Linked DNA regions of Homo sapiens: all the other regions are linked to region 1. The links are chromatin loops, found by intact Hi-C in ENCODE. Cell type or tissue: endothelial cell of umbilical vein. All regions are shown on one strand.

Region 1 (8,000 bases):
AGCGATTCTTCTGCCTCAGCCTCACAAGTAGCTGGGATTACAGGCGCGTGCCACCATGCCTGGCTAATTTTTTGTATTTTTAGTAGAGATGGGGTTTCACCATGTTGGCCAGGATGGTCTCGATCTCTTGACCTCATGATCCGCCCGCCTCGGCCTCCCAAAGTGCTGGGATTACAGGCGTGAGCCACCATGCCCAGCCCTAAGTGTTTTAATTTTTAAATGAAGGAATGTACCATTTATAGAAAAAACACTTTAATATTACAAACCAAACAGAAGGACTTTAAACATATATTTAAGTAAATAGTGTTTAGGCTCATTTTCTATTGATAGTGTCTTATCAAATATATAGTGTTTGTACATAGTATGGATGTGTTTTGTAAAGCCCTCTTGAGCTAATTCTTTCGTACAACTCAATAACCTTGCAGGAGGATTAGTGTAGAAGGTATGTTTCTGTGAAATAAGCACTCAGAACAGTGCCTGGCATATGGGAAGCACTACATAGTTTTCAGCTGCTGCTGATGTTATTATTGTTATTGTTATTATTATTGTTATTATGTGGGGCAAATGTGTTTTCTGGAATGTAGCCAACAACGGAGAACGTTTTGGAGACTGAGCAAAGGCTCAAACTGAATATTCTGGAGACAATGATGCTTACAGAATGGTCCAAGATATTGACTGAGGATGAACCTGCAAGGCTGAATATATCATTACTCAGCAATGAATACGTACTGCGTGGTTTACATTGTCCATGAAATACACGACAATTCATTAAGAAAGAGTTCATGGTCTTAGGAATGAACTTATACAATATTAAGGTTAAACATATCAGGCAGAGGGATATGGAATTTAAACAACATGCCACTTCTGGGTTTTTTGTTTTTTGTTTTTTTCATTAGTGGGTGTTAATTCTAAATTGACTAGGATACAACTGGGGAACACTGGGGAATGCGGGAGGCAGAAATAAAAGGCCAGGAGGGAAATATGAGAGAAAATTTAATCTTCTATATGGAAACCATGGGCAGAGCCAACGGGCTCCAGTCGTCCCGGCTGAGGTCACTGTGAAGTTGAACCCAGACATGGAGTCCCAACCACAATCAGCAAGGGTGCCTGGATGGTGACCTCCCCAGACCAGGCAGCAACAAATGTCAACCTTCTCTCCTAAGTATGCCTAAAATCCGTCTAAGTCTCCCCATCTCCACAATCATCAGTTTAGATCATTCATTCACTGAAACAAATATTTATTCAGCACTAACGCTATCCCAAGAACTAAGCCAGCTGCCAGATTCGAATAGAGAGGAAACCAGGTGAATTCCCTGGAGACCCACTGGTCTTCCTGCATCTGCTCCAACTCACCGGGAATACCAGCTTCAAGCTGCAGTGAGAGAGACATTTCAGTGCCCGTGTCTCGTTATAGCAGGCACTGCTACACCCTCCATGGCTTCTCTTTGCTCTTAGGGGATGTGTTAGGGCAGAAAAGATAAATAGATGGATAAATAGATAGATGGGTAGATAGATTGATTGATACATAGACAGATACAAAAATAGATATATGAGAAGGTATTTAATAGGGGACTTGGCTCACACAATTATGGAGGCTGAGAGGTTCCACAATAGGCCTTCTGCCAGCTTGGGAACCAGGAAAGCCAGGAGCATAGCTCAATCTAAGTCTGAAGGCCTGAGAATCAGTCGGCTGTTGGGGTAAGGGTAACTCTCAGTCTGAGGCCAACCACCTTAGAACCAGGACCACTGGTGAAAATCCTGAAGTGTGAAGGCTGGAGAGCCTGGAATTCTGATGTCCAAGAGCAGGAGAGCAGGAGAAGAAGGTTGTCCCAGCTCCAAAAGAGAGAGAAGAGATTCTTCTTTCCTTTGCGTTGTGTGTGTGTGTGTGTGTGTGTGTGTGTGTGTGTGTGTGTGTGTGTTTTGCTCTATCTGAACCCTCAACCCATTGGATGGTGACCACCTACATTGGGTGAAGGTGGACCTTCCTTACTCAGTTACTGATTCAAACACCAACCTCTTCTGCAAACACCTTCACAGGCATATCCAGAGATGACACTTAACCAGCTAGCTGGGCAACCCTTAATGCAGTCGACACCTAAAATTCACCATCACAGGGAGGGAATTCTTAACAGGGACCACGGCTCCTACCCCTTCGCCACATCTCCGTTGGCCCCTGTGCTTCTTGGCCCCCCTACTTCTGTGGAACCTTTGGTGACAATGCTTCCTCTTAGTATAGAGACTATCTACTTTCTGTTCCCTGTAATGGGAATGCTGTTCCCTCCAGTCCCCAGCTGGTGAACTCATTCTCTGACGTGCCTAACAAGTTCAAGTTCCCTCTTAATGGGCTCTCATAGCATGGTATTCTGTTCCTTAATGAATGCACTTGCAGTTCACAGGATGACAATTAGATCAGCATCTGTACCCCCTCCCCATTCCTCATCTGTAAACTCCGTTATATTCCCAGTATCTAGAACTGTGCCCAATCAATATCTATTGAATGAATGAGCAATATAATTTCTATTTCAAATATGAAGAAACAAGAATGAGGAAGGTCACATAACTTACCTGATATCACATATTAAGTAAATGTGAAAGTCTGAACTTGAACCCAGAGTATCTGATTCCAAAGCCCCTATTCTCATGCTTTCTTACAGGGATAGGACCGTGCATGTAGAAAGAGCCAGGGTCCAAGCTTGCACCTTCAGGGTAACCTGAGCCAATTCCCTCATCTCAGCTGCCTGGGCAGCTGTCAGCCAAGCCTGGGGACACAGGGTTGGAGGAAGCATCCCTCCTGCAGAATTCTCCACACTACTGTGTAAAGGCTGGCTGCTGTCCACAATTGCTCATCATCCAGGGACTACAGGAGAATAGGGATGAATCTCTTTGTTTCCACAGACTTCTGTGACCTTTCATTTTCATCATCTAAAAAAAATCTCGACCATGTAGGAGACCATTAAAGGACTTCACTTGCTTCAAGGGATCAACAGCTCATGAAATGGCATGTCTTTGTTGGTGCAGAGAAAGGCTGCAGTGGTCCGATTTCTATTAAAAGTAAATAGTTAAGCTGCAGTCCTGAGGCAGCTGAGGAGGTGATTAGTGTGCTGACACAGTGATAGATGATAAACATAATAGAGCTTGACGGAAATTAATGATATTTTGAATCTTTAATAATGGTACGTAACTATCTAAAAGAGATATCTCCATCACAATGTAATTCTTTTAAAAGCCAGGGGAGCTTTGATGACAACTGAGTAAAAACTTTGTATATGGACAAGATTAGAGGGAAACACGGTAAACGGAAATAATTAGATTTCCAGAGTGTCAGAGTGATAGGACTGTGAGTGAGTCTTTTATTTTAATTTCCTTTAATATTATCACGATGGGCTTATGAACAATTGATTCTTTTAAATATAAAAAACCGAGTGGAAAGCTGTCCTCTTCAAAATACGTGTCTGTTTTTTGATGAGAATACAAAGATTGAGTTAATGCATGCCCTTTTCCCTCCTTCCAGCAACCCGAACATTCTCTGTTCCATCCTGCAAATGAAAGTTACATGCAGGGCCATTGTCTGTGAGTTCTTGTCCATTAAGAGTTTGGGAAAATGCACACTTGCCCCAAGAGAAAAGGTCAGAAGCCGGCCAAAGGAATGCCTTCTGGGACAATGGGCCATTGTGACACCCGGGGCCTTGATTAATCACCTACATCTTCGGCGAAACTATTCTAAGTGGCATTGCAAGAGACACCCCGAGTTAGAGGCTGCATGAGAAGAGGAAGGGAGGCATGCTCAGGGCGAATTTGGGCGTCCCTCCTACATAACAGGATCCATGATCTGGAATGCCACCCTGACTGGGCAGCAACCTTTAATTAAGTTCCCATTTCCTCACATCCTGGTTTGTTTCACTGCTAATCAGATGGAAATATTAATTGAGATCATAAATAATAATCCTGTGAAAACATATATGGCAGTTAGAGGCATTATAAGCCATCACTGATTTTCATAGCAAAGCCTGTTCCCAACAGCCACATGCTGAATCCGTGGGCTCTAAAAGTGGCCCATAGCATCTGTGGAAGCTCATAGGGTTGGCAATTCCAGAATCACGTCTAAGGACCTTCCCTGCACTAAGTTTGCAAATTAGTCACAACCTGGTTTACGCTGGTGCAGTTATCTGAGTAAGCCGATAATGCTTTGCATACATTTCATTTCCTTCCACTAAGGAGCTGAGAGCGGTTTCTCATGATAAGAAACTTGGCAGTAAAAGAGTCCACTAGACCTCACATTCCCTGAATATCTCAAAAGTTGGCTTTGCTTTCCTAACAAGAGCAAGCCATTTCTTCAATTTACACAATCTCTTCAGAATCCTTCTGGAAAAATGACCAGGTTTTACCCACGATGTCAAACCAGCAAGAAGGCGAAAGACAACCCGTGCTCAAGCTGCCTGATGAACGCGCTGGGCTTTGTCTGGCCTAACCTGTGAACTCCTTCAAGCACCGTCATGAACGCCACCCTCTGCACGGCGACAGACTGTCATTCTTCCCGCAAACAAATTTGCTTCCTGAGCAATGATTTTTGGTTTAAAGAACTGTTGACAGTGGTTGTTTGACAGAGACAGAAGGCAGAGACAGAAATGGGAGCAGTTTTGGAAAAGCAGGACCAAAAGAATCAATGAGTCTGAGGAGGGTCCCTCGCCTGCCAGCCCTTTCCAAGATCAGCGGGCCGTTTTCTGTAATTGAAAAGGGAGTTCTGGGGACAGGTAGGACCTGATGTGATGAGTTCCATTAAGCGGGAAGCGAGTATATCTTAATCAGAGACTATAGCCTAAGGACAAAAAGATAGAGAGCCTGGAGGTTAGCTGAAAAGAGAAAGAAGAGCAGAAGCTTGGGAAAGACACTGGAGAAGTTTGGGAGCCTCCTTGGCCTCGGTTGCTGGGTCCTGCTGCAGGAACACACGCAGAGGCACAGCACCCTGACTTCTGTTCAGTGCAGCAGCTTCTCTGCCTTCCTCCTTACCTCCCTCAGCTCCTATTCATGCAAACCTTTGTCCAGGAAAACTGGGGGGCATTGAAGTGACAAACGCAGGGCAGGACATTGTTCCAATTCCGGTTTCAGTACCAGATACCTGTATGACCTCAGCATGCTGGGCTTCGGCGTCTGCACTGAACAATTACAACACTGGACCAAGTGACCGCTCCATCTCTGTCCAGCAGGTCTGCTCTATGATAAGGCACGATTTGCTTTCCGGTATCAGCAGCTCAACAGCCCCTGTTCTGAGTGTCACAACAGTCTCCAAGATGGGTGTCCTGGTGATTTGCTGTTTTATAAAGCACACAGCTGTTATCCATCAATTCAGCCAGAGGATCTTTCTTTGCAGGCTCTGCTGACTGTTACAAAGGAAATAAGTAGTAGCACAAAGGAAACAAGACATAGTTATTCTCAAAGGGCTGAGAATCTGGTTGGAGAAATCAGACAGATTCACAGATGGGCAACAAAAGCTGATAAGAGGGCCGGGTGTGGTGTCTCATGCAGGTAATCCCAGCACTTTGGGAGGATGAGGTGGGTGGATCATTTGAAGTCAGGAGTTCAAGACCAGCCTGGTCAACACAGTGAAACTCTGTCTCCACTAAAAATATAAAAATTAGTGGCAGGGTAGTGGCATGCGCCTATAATCCCAGGTACTCAGGAGGCTGAGGCAGGAGAATCGCTTGAGCCTGGGAGGCGGAGGTTGCAGTGAGCCAAGATCACACCACTGCACTCCAGCCTGGGCAACAGAGTGAGACTTCATCTCAAAAAAAAAAAAAAAAAAAGGCTGATAAGACAACAAAATAAAAGACAATGCAGTGTAGTAGAAATGACCCTGGGGCTCCTTTTTTCCCCACTGTATTTTTTTTATTCTTATGGATCTCGGGGGTAGGAAGGTAGTTCTGTTACATGTCTACGTTGCATAGTGGTAACGTCTAGGCTTTTAGTGTACCCACTGCCCAAATAATGAACACTGGTCCCAACAGGTAATTTTTCAGCCCTTACCGACTTCCCATCCTCCCCACCTTCTGAAGTCTCCAAGGATTCCCCTGTATGTCCATGCGGGCCCACTGTTTAGCTCCCACTTCTAAGTGAGAACATATGATATTTGACTTTCTGTTTCTGAGTTATTTCACTTAGGAGAATGGCCTCCAGTTCCATCCATGTTGCTGCAAAACACATGATTCCATTCTCTTTTATGGCTGAATATATACACCACATATTCTTTTTCTTTTTCCTTTTTTTTTTTTTTTTTGAGACAGTCTCGCTCTGTCACCCAGGCTGGAGTACAGTGGTGCAATCTCAGCTCACTGCAACCTCCACTTCCGGGTTCACGCCATTCTCATGCCTCGGCTTCCCAAGTAGCTGGGACTACAGGTGTGCACCACCACACCCGGCTAATTTTCTTTCTATTTTTAGAAGGAGTTTCGCCATGTTGGCCGGGCTGATCTCAAACTCCTGACCTCAGGTGATCCACCTGCCTCAGCCTCCCAAAGTGCTGGGATTACAGGCATGAGCCACTGCGCCCGGCCCCGCATATTCTTTATCCACTCATCTATTAATGGACACTTAGGTTGATTTCCTGACTTTGCTATCATGAACATTATTGGAATAAACATAAAAAGATGGAATGCTTCATGAATTTGTATGTTATCCTGTGCAGGGGCCGTGCTCATCTTCTCTGCATTGTTCCAATTTTAGTGTATGTACTGCTCAAGTATACACCAGGACCCTTGGGTTCTATGTGAATTAACTCTTTTGCCTGTTAAGTCTCGATATTCTTGCCTACTAAATGGGGTGTCAGACTACATGATCTCCAAGATCCCTTTATGGAGTACATAATAATTAACTTAGGGAGGTGCAGAAAAAGTGTGTGCACAGGTGGTTGGGCCATTCAGTGTGTGACAGAGGCTGGGCTCTGCAGTGTGGGTCATAGTCAGAGATGTTCACAGGGCAGGGCCCCGGAGGCCACTGGAGGCCATTGCCAGCACAGAACATGGAAAGCCCAGATGCCCGAGGTCGCCAGGAACAGGACATGTCTACCAGAGAGGCTGGAAGGTGGGAGAGAGAGCACTTGGCTGGAGTCACCTGTGCCTTCCCAGGGAGGACTCTAGTGTTTCCACTTTGTCCCACTGACACTGGGGAGACTGGAAGGATTCCAAGCATGGGATACGGGATGAAAGTGGCACTGCCAAGGGGGTCTGACTGCTCCTAATGAGAATGGCCCTCACATGGGGTCTCCTGGTGCCACTGGCATTGCAGTGTCTCCAGGGGTTTTCCCATACTGGAAGGAACTAACAGGTAAAGAAGATTGAGGCAAAAGGTGAGAACCTCAAGGAACCTGAAGCTATTTGATTTTCTACCAGGGGGATTTCTACCCTAACTTGCCATCTCCAGCAGTATAGAGGTTTTGAGCTGTTCTTGATGCCTTGGAGTGATGTAACAGACTGGGGCACCTGGAAAAATCAAGTCAGCTTCTTTGAGAAACCTCTACAGGAAAATCAAACAACACTCATTCCCAAAACAACCACCACAAACCAGAACACCATCCTTTTTGGCCACAGAGGACAAGAAGGAGGGGGTTTTCTTGTAGTCAGATCCTTGATTTATCAACTGCCTGAATTGAAGTCATTCTCAGAAATAAAGGTGCAAACTAAATTGCAAAGGGGAGGCAAGTCTTTAACCCCAAGCATTGTTTTGGGGAAGACGGATCTCTTTGCCTAACTGAAGGGTAATAAACATTTCTTCCACAGCTGTTGAAACGTTTATACCTTTCACCATTGAGACAAGAAGACTCTGACAAAGAAAGCAATCAAAATGTTAACAGAAGGACTGGATAATGTTATATTGACTTCTTTGGAATTACTGACCTTCCATGGAAAGAGAATGGCATCTTCTAAAAATTAAACATTATTCTAAGTCTAGGACACACTTCTTTCAAGCAGCCTAGGTAAGACGATTTAGGAAGTTAGAAATGCAAACAT
Region 2 (8,000 bases), 370 kb before region 1:
AGACTCTGACTCTAGAAAAAGAAAACAGACGCTGTTCAAAGGCTACCTGCTTTGGGGTAGCCTAAAGCATGGCCCCTGCACTCTCAACTCATGCTGCTTCGGCAAAGCAGGTCCTACTGTGCCGGGGTCATCTCTCTGCTCCGCTTGCCCCTCCTCCTGAAGGCTGTAGGAGTGCCCAGTGCAAGGACCACTCCTTATGCCTCTGCCTGTCCCTGGCCTTTCCCACCCTCTCACTCCAGCCCCCAGGCAGTCCTGTGCAGCCCGGGCTGGAGACACCTGTGAGCCCATCCACAGCCGGGCTTCGGGCAGTGGGGGTTGCAGGGGTGGGGGTGGGGCAGGAGGACACCTGCAGGCTCCTCACAGGGTCCAGTGCTGCTTTCCACCCTGCAGTGGGGACACCTGCTCCAGTTACTCTTGCAACACCATTATACTTTCTCTTCTCTTCTTCAATTTTATTGTTTCCTCTCTCTCCTTCTCTGAGTTCTAGGCAAAAGGGAAAAATGTTGTGGACAGGGTTTGGAGGGGGATGCGTGGGTCATCAGAACACGAGAAGGAATGAGAGAATTGTTGCTTTTTTTGTCTTCTTTTTCTGTTAACTTAGCTATGTATGCCTAGTGTTCCATTATTGGAACACTATGCATGCAGGAGTTATTTATATCCTACTGCTCAAGGTCATTGCCAAAGTCTGATTGCCAAAATTCAAAAAATTGCAACCTCAGGCATACATGGGTTAAAATCAAGATACAATTCTCATGCCATAAATTTCACCCTTTCAAAGTGTACAAGTCAATCATTTTCTATATTTACAAAGTTGTGCAAATATCACCACTCTAATTGCAGGAAGAAACCCATTGGCAGTCACTCCTCACTTGCTCTTCTCCCATCTTATTAGCTCCTAATTACAGCATTATAGACATCTTTTTCGGGGGAGGGGGGCGCTGGGGATAACATAAAAGTTAAAAAATATTTTACTTCTAATAAGTGTTAAATTATATAAATAACCCTAGTATCACAGACCTGACTGCAACGTGCACATGCTTTTGTGCACAGTGGTTTCAGGTGGAAATGTACGTCCCATAAGTTGATGTTTGCAAAGTGTTTAGAACTGTGCCTGGTACCTAGTAAGTGCCAGACTGTCTGCTAATGAGCTAACCAAATGGCAGCATTATCAGGAGAGGTAGGATTTCTGGACTGATGACAGACACAAGAATCCAAGTTTTCTCTAAAAGGATCAAATGGAAAATCCTATCTGTTCAAGTGTGGCCAAGCACCATATTTGAAACACAAGGTTGTCCTTAAGAGGGGGATGATTCCTTATTAAATGTTGGAAAGTATTCCTAGCCTCCCTCCAGGGAGAAGCCAGGGAATAGGACCGATTTCAAGAAAAATGCAGTCAAATGAAAGTAGAATTACAAGATTTTGCAACAATAATTCCAACAAGTGGATTCTTTCCATTCGTTATTAATTGTATTCCCACTGGACCCTTCAGAGTCGATGGTGTTTCTATTCTTATTAGCATCAATATTCATGAGGGTCTCTTGTCCCCTCTTCTGCAAGATGGAGGAGTTATAACAACATGGGTTTCTCATACAATGTTTTAAAATATAACTCTTAAAACTCTAACTTGGCTTTTGGAATTAACTTTTTTTTTTTTTTTTTTTTTTTTTTGTCGCCCAGGCTGGATGGAGTGCAGTAGAGTGATCTCGGCTCACTGCAGCCTCCGCCTCCCGGGTTCAAGTGATTCTCCTGTCTCAGCCTCCCCGACTAGGTGGGATTACAGTCGTGCACTACCACGCCCGGCTAATTTTTGTATTTTTAGTAGAGACGGGGTTTTGCCATGTTGGCCAGGCTGGCCTTGAACTCCTGACCTCAAGGTGATCCACCCACCTCGGCCTCCCAAAGTGCTGGGATTACAGGCATGAGCCACCGCGTCTGGCCATGGCTAGCAGGATGCAAGAAGACCTGGCTCTGAAGCCATGCTTAAGGACACTGTGCAATGGGGGACAAATCCGCAGGTGCTATGGGAACCCAGAGACCCAGCTGGAGGCTCTGGGAGGAATTCCATCTGGAAGCAAACATGCCGTGTCCAGAGGTCAGGGTGATCTGGCAGAGGCAGTGCTGGAAAGGAGTGTGTGCAACAGCAGGGCTGTGGCCCCAGCTGGAATCAGGGCTGCGGGTGGGGAGGCTGGAGGCAGCTTTCTGGAAATGACTTGGCAGGTAGGAGCAAGGTCCAGGTGGGAACCTTGAACACAGGGCAGAAGACAGAAAACAGGCTGGTACAACGGGACTCAGAAGTCAGGACCATGCAGGGCACGTGGTTTCCAGAAGTGAATAAAGGGGTGAATTGGCCACAGGAGGAGTTGGAGCCTGCACTGGCAGGAGAGGCACTGGGAGCAGTGCTGCCCTGGGGCCGAGTGGTCTGAGGAATGACGGAGGCCTTCTCTGTAATGCAGAGGGCAGAAGAATGGGGCCGCAGGAGAGTTCCCACAGCTGCAGCTGTGAGGAGAGGAGAGTCAAATCTGGGAAGGGCACCCAGCTGGTCTTTGCAGTGATGCAGTGTGAGTTCTCATGCCCGGTGGCCACTCTTCCCTGGCTGTGCTCCCATTTGGTCTAAGTGTGAGACACAGGACTGGATGCCGGGCTTCAGCAGTGGGCAGGCGGATGAGAATTCATGTAATGCCCAGCTCAAGGTGTGGCTCTGGAATAAGGCAGGCCTGGGTTTGAATCTCAACTTTCCCCCTAACCACTATCATGGCCGTGGAGCTGTTACCAACTCTTCTTGCACAAGGCTGATAACATGCACGTGTAAGGACGTATGAAATAATGTATGCAAACAGCATCTATGGTTACGACAAATGAAGCCCGTGAAAATCAGTTGATTGCGTTGGCTCGGTACTCTGCGTGTCCTGGCCCCCACATCAGTGTTCCTTAATCTTTTTTATTTTTAAAGGCACAAACTCCTTTCAAAGCCTGATTAAAGCTTTGCATGCTCTCCCCGCAAAACCCACGCATACATTTTTCAAGGAATTTCAGATGTTGTATGGACACTGGTGTTGAGAATTGCTACTCTTGACTTGAGGACAGGACTGCTTTTGTGACTGCCATCTTATCTGTCATTGCGCCATGTACAAGTATAATCCTACACAAATGCTTTAAAGATAGAATTTGCAAAACTGGCATTGTGATATGCAAGGCATCCTATGCATAGACAAAAACTAAAACCACCATAAAAGGCAAGTTGGGATAATTGGGGAAATTTAAGTTGGGCGGTAGAGAAGATGAGATTGTTAAATTCATGTTTCCATTCTTAGGGGTGATCACACCACTTCGGTCACCTAGGGGAAGATCCTTGCTCTCAGGGTGGAACTGTCAATGCTGTAGCTCCATGCTCCTGGGGTCTTACGGCTTTCTAGGTCCCCACTAGGAGTGGGTCATTTCCCTGGCCAGCTCCTGTGAGTGGTCAGTGAGAATCAACTTGCTCTATTCAATCTTCCCTTAACTTTGCCCCTCAAATTCCTAAGCTCTATGGAAGAAGATTTTACTTCTTTCATAAGAAGTGGAGAGTTTCCCTAAGCCCTCCTGGCCATGGTACAAATACTTTCTGAGCTGATGGGTTTCCAGCTCGTAAACGGCCTTGGCACTGGAGTGGGTCTTTCTTGCCATGTTTCCGAACTAAGCATCATTTCTTTACTTTCTTGATGGGAGTTGGGTTGGGTGTACCAGGATGAGGCATTCTGAATCCTCAAATATCTTGGGATTGATTCTTCCCTAAAAGGCTGTGGGCATGTGAAAAAAGTAAACACCGGGGAAGTTAGGAGGCTGGGGTCTGAATGAACTTATTCTGTGACCTTGGACAAAGCATTTGATTTCCCGGGGCCTCTGTGTTCTTGGAGGCTACCTAAGGTCAGTGGACTCAATGCCTCTCAGTGAGTGGTAAACGTCTGAGCCACTCGTGGAATATTACAACCACGCAGAAATCCCAAACTTCCAAACACATGCCTGGCTTCCACTCCTGGGAGCTCTTAATCAGCAGGCCTGGGGTGGGGCCCGGTCTAGGGGAAAAAGTCCGCGTAATATTCTGATGCACACGTCTGTTGGGGAACCACGGAGTGGAATGACGTCCAACACAGCTCCTGCCAGAGGAGGGGCTGTTAAGTGGCTTCCAAAACAAGCTGAGGTTCAGAAACACAGCCCCGTGAGGCTGACTCAGTGTTGGGGCCATTCACATTCTTCCTGGATGAGGTCGCGTCAGGCAGTGCTCTTTTCTCCTCCACCCGTAGCTTACAGATGTGGGGTGCCTCCCTCCAGCTGAGGGAGGGAGTGTTTTCACGCACGCTGGCCGGCCCTGTGCCTTCCAAGGGGTCGTTTGAACTCAAGTGCTGCAGTCGAGGCAAAGGAGTCCCTGGGATGACAGTTGAGGTGGGTTTCAAAGAAGCCTATTTTCAGCCCGGGAGGGGCCGGCTTCTGCACTCTCCGAGTTTCCCTGGAGTGCTGTCACCAGCCTCTGGCTGCCAGATTTCACAACCGGTGTCTGGGTTTGCTAGAATCACACCCCCTTTCCAAGGAGAAGCCAAGGCTTGACCTAGCCACGCTTTTTGTGTGTTAAACACGAAGCTGATTCTGCTCCCCAAAATGAGAATTAACATCCTGGGAGTGTCAGAGGCTGGTTTTCCTAAGGATTTTAGGGATTTTGGATCTTGTTTCTTCTAGGGTTCACATCTTAAAATATGGTAGCCCAAGTAATGAATTGCCTCAGAACACATTTATGCAGCCTCTAGTTGTCCTCTGTCCAACATCTCGAACAAACTCTGAATACCTTCCTTCTGGGCCCTTCTTTCTGAGAAGCCCAGGTGAAGGGCACTGATGCCTCAGTTGGGAGGGACTCCATGTTTGACTGGGTTGCGCGTCCTATAAACTGGCCACAGTTCTCCTCATGTTACCATGGTCCCCTGGCCATCACTGCCTTCCATGGCCCCTGGAAAGGAGTATTTCTGGCCCCTTGATCTCCTGAATGACACCAGGCAGCCCACCTGTGCACTCCAGGTACCATCTCCCCACGTCAGTCACGCTTCCAGACTCAGTCCTCCCGAATAGTACGCACTGCAGCCTATGAGAAAGCAGAGTAAAATGTTATCTTCAAACACTCACAAAGTATGTGTAGTGGATTGTATGGTGGCCCGTTTGAAAAAATATCTTCACATCCTAGTCCCTGGGACCTGTGAATATTACCATATTTGGAAAGAGTCTTTGCAGCTATAATTAAGCTAAAGATCACGAATGACAAGTGGTATGGTTTGAATGTGTCCCTCAAAAAGCATGTGCTGGAACACCTTCTGCCATGGGCTGATGCAGCAAGAAGGTCCTCACCAGATGCAGGCTCCTTGACCTTGGGCTTCTCAGCCTCCAGAACTTGAGAAATAAACTTCTTTTCTCTGTCAATTACCCAGTCTGTGGTATTCTGCTATAGCAGATGAAAATTGACTAATACAAGTGTCCTAATAAGAGGCATATAGAGGGGAGACACAGAGGACAAGGCAATGTGACTGTGGAGGGTAGAGATGGAAGTGATGAGACCACATGTCCAGGAATGTCTAGAGTTGTCAGAGCTGGAGGGGTAAGGAAGGACTCTCCCCTAGTGCCTTTGTGGAGAGCACTGCCCTGCAGACACTTTGATTTCAGACTTCCAGCCTCCAAAAATGTGACACTTTTTGCTGTTTTAAACCACCTAGTTTGTGGTTATTTATTATGGCAGCCAAAAGAAACTAATACAGCACATGTGTGAGCACGCACACACACACACACACACACAGACAGACACACATGAGGCAGCCATGAGCACAGAGGACTCTTGGAGGAGAGCAGAGGACATCTTGAGAGAAGCTGACACCGCAGCGGCAGCACTGATACCACGACCCACATCCTCCCTTGATGCCCTCATCATTTCCATCCAGGCCCTGCTTCTCGCCCAGAAGCCATCCACCATTCAGCTTGGTCTCCAGGTCACTGCCCCAGGAGGTACTGCTCTCAGCTCTGTGCCCCAACAGACCCACACTGCAGGAGGCTGACAGTGGACCTCCCCAGAGCCATCCCCACCTCAGGCAGATGAGCTCTGCCCTCCCAGGTTCAGGTGTTCCTCATCTGGCCCCCTGCTTGCTCAAGGGCCCTTCTCCCTTGACATTCAGCTCTGCTAGGCTGTTCCATCTTGCCCCCATGACCACAGGCAGCCCATGAGCCATTCAACTCTGCTCCTTCCAAACCTGTGCGTGATTGCATTTTGTCATGGACTGCACGTCCCAGCCACAGGAGCCTTGGACAAAGATATTTTATTTTATTTTTCTCCTGGAAATACGCTCCGGGAATCCTTTCTTTATCATATGGATTTTAAAGATGATTTGAGCCATTTGGATTTAAATAAAGAGAATCCTGAGGACTTTTTTTTTTTTTTTTTGAGACAGAGTCTCACACTCAGGCTGGAGTGCAGTGGCGCAGTCTCAGCTCACTGCAAACTCTGCCTCCTGGGTTCAAGTGATTCTCCTGCCTCAGCCTCCTGAGTACCTGGGACTACAGGCACCTGCCACCACACCCAGCTAACTTTTGTATTTTTAGTAGAGATGGGGTTTCACCATGTTGGCCAGGCTGGTCTTGAACTCTTGACCTCAAGTTATCCGCCTGCCTCAGCCTCCCAAACTGCTGGGATTACAGGCATGTGCCACCATGCCTGGCCACTGAGGACTTTCTGTCAACCTTTTTTCATGCGTGTGTGTCAACTTTGAGCCTGTTGATTTTGGGGAGTAGGCTGAAGTCAGCTTTTCCTTTCTCACAGAAAGGTTTTCAGCACATCAATACTGCGAATTATCTATCATTAACATTGCTCTGAGAGTAAAAGTTCTATATTCTGTGTAAATTTTCATAGTGACTATGAATATGTCTAAAATAGAAATACACTTTCTAGAGATGCACCAATCATGCTTTGTGTCACTATTTTATCTCTTAACATATGGAGTTTGACATTCCCTGGAATGGTATTTTCTTTTAATTTAGCGTTGATAAGATAGAGAGTCCCACATAAAACAAATATGCCTAAATAAATATAAAGAGGTAAGCAGTTCATGACTTTGCAAGGGCCAGATAATGAGACTATCTCTTTTTTATCTTCACATCAACTCTTACCAGGACCTTGTGTGGAGAGGTGGACGCTTCAGCTTTCACTTTCTCTGCTTCTTTGTAAGATTCTATGAAGTCTTGTTTCCAGCAGGATAAATCAGTTAGCCTCACTATGTCCCTCCTGTCTACAGGGCAATGGGGATTCTTTTCATTCCAGCTGGAAATTTATCTTCTGATTTTCTGTGCACATTAAATACATTCCTTCCGTCTGCCTTCCCATCTATCATGGTGGAACATTGCAGGGATGGGATCTGATGGGGAAGGTCAGATGGAACACCTGTTGGACACACTACTTTTGTCAAGTAATAACCAGAGAGAAAATAATTGAAAGAAGACAGATAACTCATTACCAATTATAGTGTAGGGCCATCTTGGCTTCAAATGTAGAGTTCAAGCTAAGAATATGTGGAAACTAAGTAATATTTTTAAAAGAGCGTGTTTACGTGTTAGACATGGTTCATATGTTCTGTTAGACTTCAGAATTGTAAGCCGTCAAGGAGAGGCTACAAGAGACCCAAAATAATTTAACTTTGCATCATGGGTAGTTCACTCTCAAAATAAAATCTTCCTAGTCATGATGTCATTGAATTACTAATTAAAGCAATAATATCACCATTTTGTAATACTCTAAAAATATTATTATTAGAAGGCTAAAGTGGGTGGAACTCACCGGATTACTCTGGGCTGACAGCAGGGTCTTGAGATAAACAGCCAGAGTTGGCATTTGAGGCAAATGGGCATCAAGTCACGGCAGTGAATCCTTGGGTGGCTGAGGTGGTGGTTGGGGACTGGCTGATGTACACGCTTAGGAAAACACACACTGCCTCTCTTCTAGC
Region 3 (8,000 bases), 66 kb before region 1:
CAAAGTAAACATAATCTAAATACCTGTATTTAACTTTTTCTTGTTTAACTCCATTTAGGCTATACGTCTTTCAAGGGAAAATCCTGTTGATAATTTGTCACATCTTAAAAGCAAAATATCAACAGTTTGCCATCTCAAATAATGAAAAGAAGGGAAAACCCCCAAATCATGATCTTAACATATGCGTCAACAGCATCGAGAAGATGAAGAAAACAGGTCTTACTCACCCACCCACTTTCAGCTGAGGTTGGTTAAGGAAACAAAGTATTTTAGGGGGCCTCATATTTCTCTATTTTGTATTGCAAATGCATAGCAGGAGAGCCGATAGTACTGAGAAATCACTGTTCCTGCACTTTACTGTCAAACTTTAAAGTTTTGATCTCCAAAATTTAAGAACATAATAATGATAAGTAAACATAAACAGAAGCTTAAAAATATTTCCATTTTACTCTTTTTATTATTAAACCCTGGATGCTTCAACCTCAGTTTTAGTCAACTATTGATTTTACCATTTATTCAGTAGCCAATAAGTGTATTCAATGTACCTTTAGTGTGTCTGTGTGCGTACATGCACATATGTGTGTCTCTGTGCATGTATGTATGTACATGTGTGCATCTGTGTCTGTGCATGTTCTGTTCAAGTCTCTATGTGCATCTGTGTGCATGACACGTGTGTGCATGCATGTGCACATATGTGCGTATGCATGATTGTGTGTGCCTGTGTGTGTACATGTGTGTGTGCACAAGTAGGACACGTGTGCATACACTGATTCACTATGTAATAGTGTTCTGGGCACCTCATTGTCACATTTGAACCTCAAAGTAAGGCAGGTTCTTCATTCATTGAGCACGTGAAGAGATGGAGGCTCAGATAAGTTAAACAACGAGCCCCAAGTCACACTTGAGTTAGAGTAGTCTCAACCCAGATGGAGGCATGACTTACAAGCTTGTGTGCCTTCCTACACACCTTCCTGCTCCAGAGACTCCTATGACTTCCATTAATTAATTAGCTAGTTGTCCAACATTTGTTGAGCACTTTAGGCATGGACAATGTGCCTCTTGACACTAAAATGAAAAGATTCAATCTCAAAGATGAGATGATATTGTAGTTTAAAGCAGATGGTTCCCAGTGCCAAGCATCAGGATGAAAGGGCTCCCCTGGGGATGACACTCAGACAGCCAAGAGTCAGAAGCACCTGCTCTTATGTGGGTGAGTCAGAGAAGGGGCCCAATCAGTGGCCACCCTCCAGGGTAGACTGAGGATGGATGGAGGATTACCGAACGGTGGGGAGGAACAGAGGATAAGAGGATGGGATTCCAGAATAATATGCTCAGGACACACAGCTGGTTTGAGGTGGCTGCAGCAAAGACTCCGGGAGTCACAGGAGGGCAGGACAGATGTGCTGACAGTGGGACAAGGTCAATTTCATGGATGCCTTGTAAGCTGGCTCAAGGCATTCAGACATTAACTGGGTAGTGGTGGGAGAGAGGGGTCTGGCCAGGGGAAGGTTTTGAGCCAGAGTGGCAGGTCTTGATTTGCACTGTACAATATCATGAGGCAGTGGTGTGCAGGATAAGTTGGAAAGGGGAGTGAGGCAGAGAGGAAAGAGCCAGAAGTCACTCCCAGGTTCCTCTAACTGGCTCTGCCCCCTGCCTGCTTGGTGTGGGCTGGGGGAGGGGATGGTATGGAAGCTGAACAGGTATGAACAGAAGTCCTGCAGGTAAGAATTCCACGTGCTGATTGTTGTGCTGGGTTATGAAGAGAAAGGGACAGAGGTGTGAGCGTAGGATGTGCTGGGTTTGTGAGGGCTGGGAGTGAGCAGGTAGGGGCTGGTTGGCTCAGTGGGGACTACAGGGCCCTGGCTCCAGTGGGAAATATGGTGTTCTGCAACAGAGAGATGAGTGGAAGATGGGTCACTGGCTTGTGTCCCTGGAAGAGCCCAGACTTGACCCCAAGCCATCTCCTGGTTGTAGGAGTGACTGGCAGCCACATTAGGAGCCAGCAGAGACGTGATGCTGGCAGGTGGGCTCCTAACAAACCCGCCCCATGCTCCAGTGCCCACCCTCTTGGGAGACCAGGCATTCCTGGAGCCCCTGCCCAAGGATGCTTCTTCTCTGTCATTGATTCTGGGGCATGATGGTGCTAGGCTGGAGTCCCAGGGCTCCTCCAGCTCAGGATCATTTTCCTTTACATGAGAGGATGGGGACTTGTCAGAGTTGTGAGGAGCTTCTTGCTCAAATTCAGGTCTGCCCCAGTCCCAGCCCACACCCGGGCTACGGCGGCCACCACAGGCCTGTAGAGGGCTCTTCTCAGGGCCAGGGGCTGGATATGAGGTCCCACTTAGAGGTGATAAGTGACATAGGAGAGTGGCCCCCTCGCCATCTGCTATGATTCCCACGTGACATTCACAGCTCTTTGGGATCTTCAATCTCTTTCATTGAAACATTACAGACTCAGGGATCTGGGGGCAGCCTCCGGAGCCCAGCACATGGGTGCACACTCTGGAGTCCAGCACACAGGTGCACACTCTGGGGCCCAGCACGTGGGTGCACACTCTGGAGTCCAGCAGGTGGGTGCACACTCTGGCCACCTCCTGCAGGAGAGTTGGGACACATTTGAAACCCTGGGGACAGGGTGGGGGACTTCATGGGTCTGAAGGTGGCTCTGAACCTTGGATACAGTCAACGTGTGCAATTAGGAGATTCCAGGAACCCCCTGAAATTGTGGGGAACAATTTGTGTGATTTTTTAAGTGTTCACAGCTTCCATAGTATTTTCAAAGGGGTCAATGACCCAGAAATGGTTAGAAACCTATTTCTCCTGTAAGTTTAACCACACTTCTGGTTCACTGGCATTTCTCCTGGACTGCTTTTAAAATAATTGTTGGAAAACCCCATTTCACATACTGTAGGTGGCAGCAGTCCAGAGTAAAGAGGTACTATTGCCCATTGAGGAACAGAGCCTGAGGTTGAAGGTCTGGGCTAGGGTCATTCCTTGGCAGGGGATTAATCAAAGCAAGGGGAGCTCCAGCCTGCCCAGGGTGCCTGGGGAGCCAGGATAGTTTCCAACCCAGCTGTGGGAAAAGGGCCCACGGCAGGAAGCAGGAAAGAAAGGATGGATGTCAGCGTTTAGAACCCTGGACACTTCACCAGAGAGCAGGGCTAGGAAAGGCCTTGTCACTTGGGATATGAACTTCATTCATTATAAAGCCAAATTGCGTTGTAGCCAGCTATAGCTCAGCCCTGGGGATATAGGGGAGGAAATGAGTCTGTGAGGACTTTGCATGTGCCTGCCTGGCCTACCTCATCCTGGGAGGAGGAGAGAGGTCACAAGGAACTCTGTTCCGAAAAGTACCCTCATAGTCAGAGCACACATCTGCCCTCAGTACTTGCGGCCATGTAAATTCCCAGTTGGACATGTACCCTGGGCAGTCTTATCCATGTGGACCGAAGTGCAGGAGAGTAAACCCCTTGGAGAAAGTGAGTTCAAAGATGTCCTAATCTAGTCCACATGTGGTAACTGTATGAGGACTGCCAAGGGTCCACTTTGGGCAAATTCCCACAGTTCCACTTTCTGGGTCATCGTTTTCTTCTCCCAGCATCTTCCTTAGGGATTTTGAGCTGCAGGATGGCAGAGCCCTTAATTCCTGGGCCTCATATTTCCACGACCCCTCATCTCCAGGAACCTTTCCACCGATAACTCAATCTCTCCATCCCTTGACAGAGCTCCATTTACAAGCCATACAACCATTCCCTCCTGTCTACCTCTTCTTTATTTCTTTGAGATCTATTCTGTCTAGGGCTCCTCACTGGCATTGGACCGAGGTTTCATCACCATTGCCGACTCCTCTCCCTTTAACTTCTCCCTTCACTCCTTCCTGGTTGACGCTCATCTGGAGCCCTTCATCTGCCTACTCAGTTTCAACCCTGGTCAGTCAGGGTTCTGCAGTTGCAAACAACAGACGTAGACTCTGGCTAATTGAAGCAAAATAGTATTATATAGAAAAAAATATAGAATCTGTCACAAAATAGAAAGACAGCTAAGAACCAAGCAGCTGGAGGGGGCTCTGGGTGCAAGAACTACTGTGTAGCCAGGTGGTCTCTTCAGGGCTCAGTTCTCACAGCAAACAAGCCCCAGCCAATTTCTGACCTTGAACCCCTCAGTTTGATGTTCAAATGTTCAAGAGAATCTAATTGGTCTGGTCTGGGCCCTGTTCCCAGTTTTGGATGTTGGATGCATTCAGAGTGGTGGTGGAAATGGGAGACGGTGGGTCCCTAAAGGAACATCAAGGTCCTATTACTAGGAGAAGTGGGAAGGGATGCCAGGCAGGTAGAAGCACATATGTCCATCGGAAGGCCTCAGACAGGACACAGGCACAGTGAGAAACCAGAGAACATTCCCACGGAGCAAGAACACTTCTGAATGTAACTACAGTCCTGTCTGTTGAATGTTACAAGCCCAGATTGATAAGCAAATTTCCCTGGGGTCAGCTGGTGCTAACCCCACATGGCAGGATGGAGCAAGGCTGATGGATGTTGTTTATGGAAACTGACCACGTGGTAATCTTGCAGCCACACTCCAGCTATTGTCCCGCAGGATATGAGATAGAATTCACATGCTTCAGGAAGGGTGAGTGTTAAACAGTGTGTCATTTCAGCAGGGAATGAGATAGAGGAAGAATGGGATTTCTAACTGAAATTCCACAGCTCAGCCTCTCTTTTCAAAACCCAGCAAGCCCAAGACCACCTTTAAGCTGGAGCCCAGAAGTGGGCCACCTAGTTCAGGTGAGACTAGACCTGGAGTGATGCCTGCATTCTGGCCCTGGGTCTGCCACGACTCAGCTTATGTTTTTAGATCATCAATTCATCTCCTTGGGCCTCATGTGCTCATCTTGAAAACGAGGCTAGTTGTTAAGGTAACGTTCCTTGTCATACCCTTTTCTGAAACTACAGCCAAAAGGCCCAAGCTGTACCATGTGCAAAGCTATTTGTGACTCCATCTGGGGTTTTATCACAATGTACACTGATCATTTCACTGTGTGTGTTTCCCCAGTGGTGCACAGTGATCTCCTCCAGGGCAGGGATTCTCATTTATATTTGTGTCTGATATACCCAGAATAATGAAGGACTCATGTATAATAAGCTCTGTATCTCAGAGGCTAACTTCCACAATCTTAGAGGATTCTATGTTCACAAAACACAAGGTGGGCCCCTTTCCACTGAAAGCACCCGAGAGAAAGGAAGCCACCTGGCTCGGGTAGGCGGTCTCTCCTACCATCACTGTACTGTGTTTTAGGAAAGTTATCTCTCTTTGGAGCCCACTGAAAAAAGAAAATCTAGATACAAAGAGAGGGACTGGGTCAGCTGGGCCCTCACATTTCTGGAAATAACTGAGTGAAAGGATTAGGTTAGGGCTCACCCAGGCCAGGGTGCGGCTTTCAGGCAGGAGGGCAGGGCAGGTCAGGCTCCTCTCGCCTCCTCCTATGCTGGTGGGATGAGGGGCTGTATCAAGTCACGGCATTCCTTTGTGTCATCGTGCTCTTCCATAATGACCCCCACGCTGGGACTAGGTCCATCTTTTCGAAGGAGACCCAAGGGCTTGAGAGTCACGGGACAGACCCCACAGTATGGAGTGCCATGTGGTTTTCTCCCCATGAGCCCCCCAGTGTGGGCTGCTGTTTTGATTTTAAGGATACAAAGAGCGGTCTGATAGCAGCGTTATTTATAATAGAGAAAAGCTGGAAGCAACCCACGTGTCCCTGGATGGATGAATGGATGGACGACATGGGGTCTCTCCACACAGTGGAACATTATTAAGTATTAAAATGGAAAGGAATGAAGCCGGGTGCATTGGTTCATGCCTGTAATCCCAGTACTCTGGGAGGCCAAGTCGGGAAGATCACCTGAGGTCAGGAGTTCGAGACCAGCCTGGCCAATATGGTGAAATCCCATCTTTACTAAAAGTACAAAAATTAGCTGGGCATGGTGATGCACGCCTGTAGTCCCAGCTACTTGGGAGGCTGAGGCAGGAGAATTGCTTGAACCTGGGAGGCAGAGGTTGCAGTGAGCCGAGATTGTGCCACTGCACTCCAGCCTGGGAGATGGAGCAAGACTCCGTCTCAGTAAGTAAGTAAGTAAATAAATAAATAAATAAATAAATACATAAGTGAAATTCTGACACATGCTGCAACATGGATAAACCTTGAGGACATTACGCCAAATGAAATAATCCAGTCACAAATATATGAATATTGTATGATTCCACTTATATGAGGTCCCTAGAGTAGTCAAATTCATAGAGCTATTAAGTAGAATGGTGGTTTCAAGGGGTTGGGGAGAGGGGTAAATCGGGAGTTAGTGTTTAATGGGTGCAGAGTCTCAGTTTGAGAAGATGAAAAATTTCTGGATATCCGGTGGTGTGGTTGCACAAAAATGTAAATGTTCTTAATGACACTAAAATGTGCACCTAAAAACGATGAAGACAGTAAAAGGAGAGAGAGAGACAGAGAACTGACTGCATTTTTAATACAAGAAGCCTCAATATTTAGACTTCCAATAGAACTCAAAATATCAGCCCTGGTGATAAAAGAAGAAACCAAAATGAATGGCAAAGCAACAAGGCCAGCAAAATGAATCCGGATGTGGGCCAGGCTTAGCTCCACCTCATGCTGAAGTCCCTGGCCTGCGACAGCCTGAGCCCTGCCCAAGGCCCCTACAAGCCCAAGGGACAACTCCGCAGCCCCCGCAGCCCGGCTTCTGCTCTGTGTGCACACAGCACACATGTGAATGCTGCACCTCTCGGAGCCTCACAAAACACATGCAAACTCAGGCAAAGTCCTTTTGAGCACAGTCTGGAGTCTGGGGAAACAGAAGTGTGACAGAAGGGGTTTTCATAGCCAAAATGTAAGGAATTGCAGTAAGAACTGAGTAACACCTGCGAACATTGACCCGCGCTGTCCACGTAACTGCCCCAAGACCAGCAAGCTTCACTGACGCTTCTGCTTGTCCAGCGTCTTTTCATGTCTCTGACTCTTCCATTCTTCCTCTTTACCACCGCCTCCCCGCCCCACCCCCACCACCACCACCACGTCTTCCTCATTCTCCCTAACTTTCCCCAAAAGCGGTAGATTCCTTCATTGGAATGGCGGAGCAGCTCTTGCCTCCTCTGGGGCCTCTGTTGCAGGGTTGAGCTGCGTTCCAGTGGCTCATCTTTTACACGACAATTCTCAGGGGACTCTCCCAATGTTGGTTCTGCACCTAAGAGGAATTCTTAGCAGCAGCAGCAGCTAAGAAGACACAGCGTTATTCACAGCATTCCTGGGCTACTGGGAGATACTAATAGCTGCTGGGAAAACTAGCTAGGTATCTGGGGATGGGGAGAAGATGTAATTTAGATTCATCCATATCTTACATCAAAGTAGCAGAATAAGTTCAGATAGAAAAAGGAATGAAATGCAAAAATGTTCCATAGAAGTCAATACTTGATCCAAGCTATTTAAGATTAAAAGTAATGGAAGAAATAATAAAATGAAGGTTGAGAGGCTCAGCTACATAAAAATATGAAACTCCTATATAAGTGGGCAACTTTTAAAGACAATCAGTGTATTTGGGAATAATCTATATTAAACATGACTGGTTTCTACCTTTTATATAAAGCTCAGACAAAGCAATAAAAAGAACGGTAATGTGTTTAATGTAAAAGGTGATGATTAAACAGACTGTTCTCTGCAGATGAAATAAAAATGGTTAACATAAAGCATTTCAATTTAATTTTGAAAGAAAACCAAATTCCACATCAACATGTAATTTACTTTCTGTATAATTGTCTAAAGATTTTAATGATAATCATTAATGTTAGCAAATCTGTGGTGACATGGGGAAAGAAAAGTAGTCTCAGTTTTTATAGAATTCTAAGTTTTAAGAAACCTCCCAGAAAGCAATTTGGCAATTATGATCAGAGGCCTTATGATGTTCGTTTGGATCAATTCTTCTAGGAATCTA

Evidence for each region. Hi-C counts contacts between places; a loop is a spot of excess contacts. Peaks named below come from ENCODE experiments on the same cell type or tissue, not always from the same donor. Only the 100,000 strongest peaks of a DNase experiment are listed, where the experiment ranks them.
Region 2: a loop joins it to region 1, with 2.2 times the contacts of the local background. A loop is called at or near these places in 3 of 110 quality-filtered maps.
Region 3: it touches region 1 in a loop (2.1-fold over the local background); 3 of 110 quality-filtered maps call a loop at or near these places.

Annotation. Positions count from the first base shown.
Region 1 is chr2:237,008,569-237,016,568 of GRCh38, forward strand. All of the region lies in intron 1 of COPS8-DT (COPS8 divergent transcript), which reads right to left. It also overlaps the pseudogene RNU6-1051P. Among named protein-coding and RNA genes, the nearest start is that of COPS8-DT, 73 kb to the right of the region's middle. In endothelial cell of umbilical vein, no CTCF peak of the experiment used is centred here; a DNase peak (open chromatin) is centred at 4,203; H3K27ac peaks cover 1,384 bases.
Region 2 is chr2:236,638,690-236,646,689 of GRCh38, forward strand. No RefSeq gene overlaps it. Among named protein-coding and RNA genes, the nearest start is that of ACKR3, 73 kb to the left of the region's middle. In endothelial cell of umbilical vein, no CTCF peak of the experiment used is centred here; a DNase peak (open chromatin) is centred at 4,042.
Region 3 is chr2:236,942,552-236,950,551 of GRCh38, forward strand. The region is part of intron 2 of COPS8-DT (COPS8 divergent transcript); the gene reads right to left. Among named protein-coding and RNA genes, the nearest start is that of COPS8-DT, 140 kb to the right of the region's middle. In endothelial cell of umbilical vein, no CTCF peak of the experiment used is centred here; DNase peaks (open chromatin) are centred at 3,060 and 4,530; H3K27ac peaks cover 1,314 bases.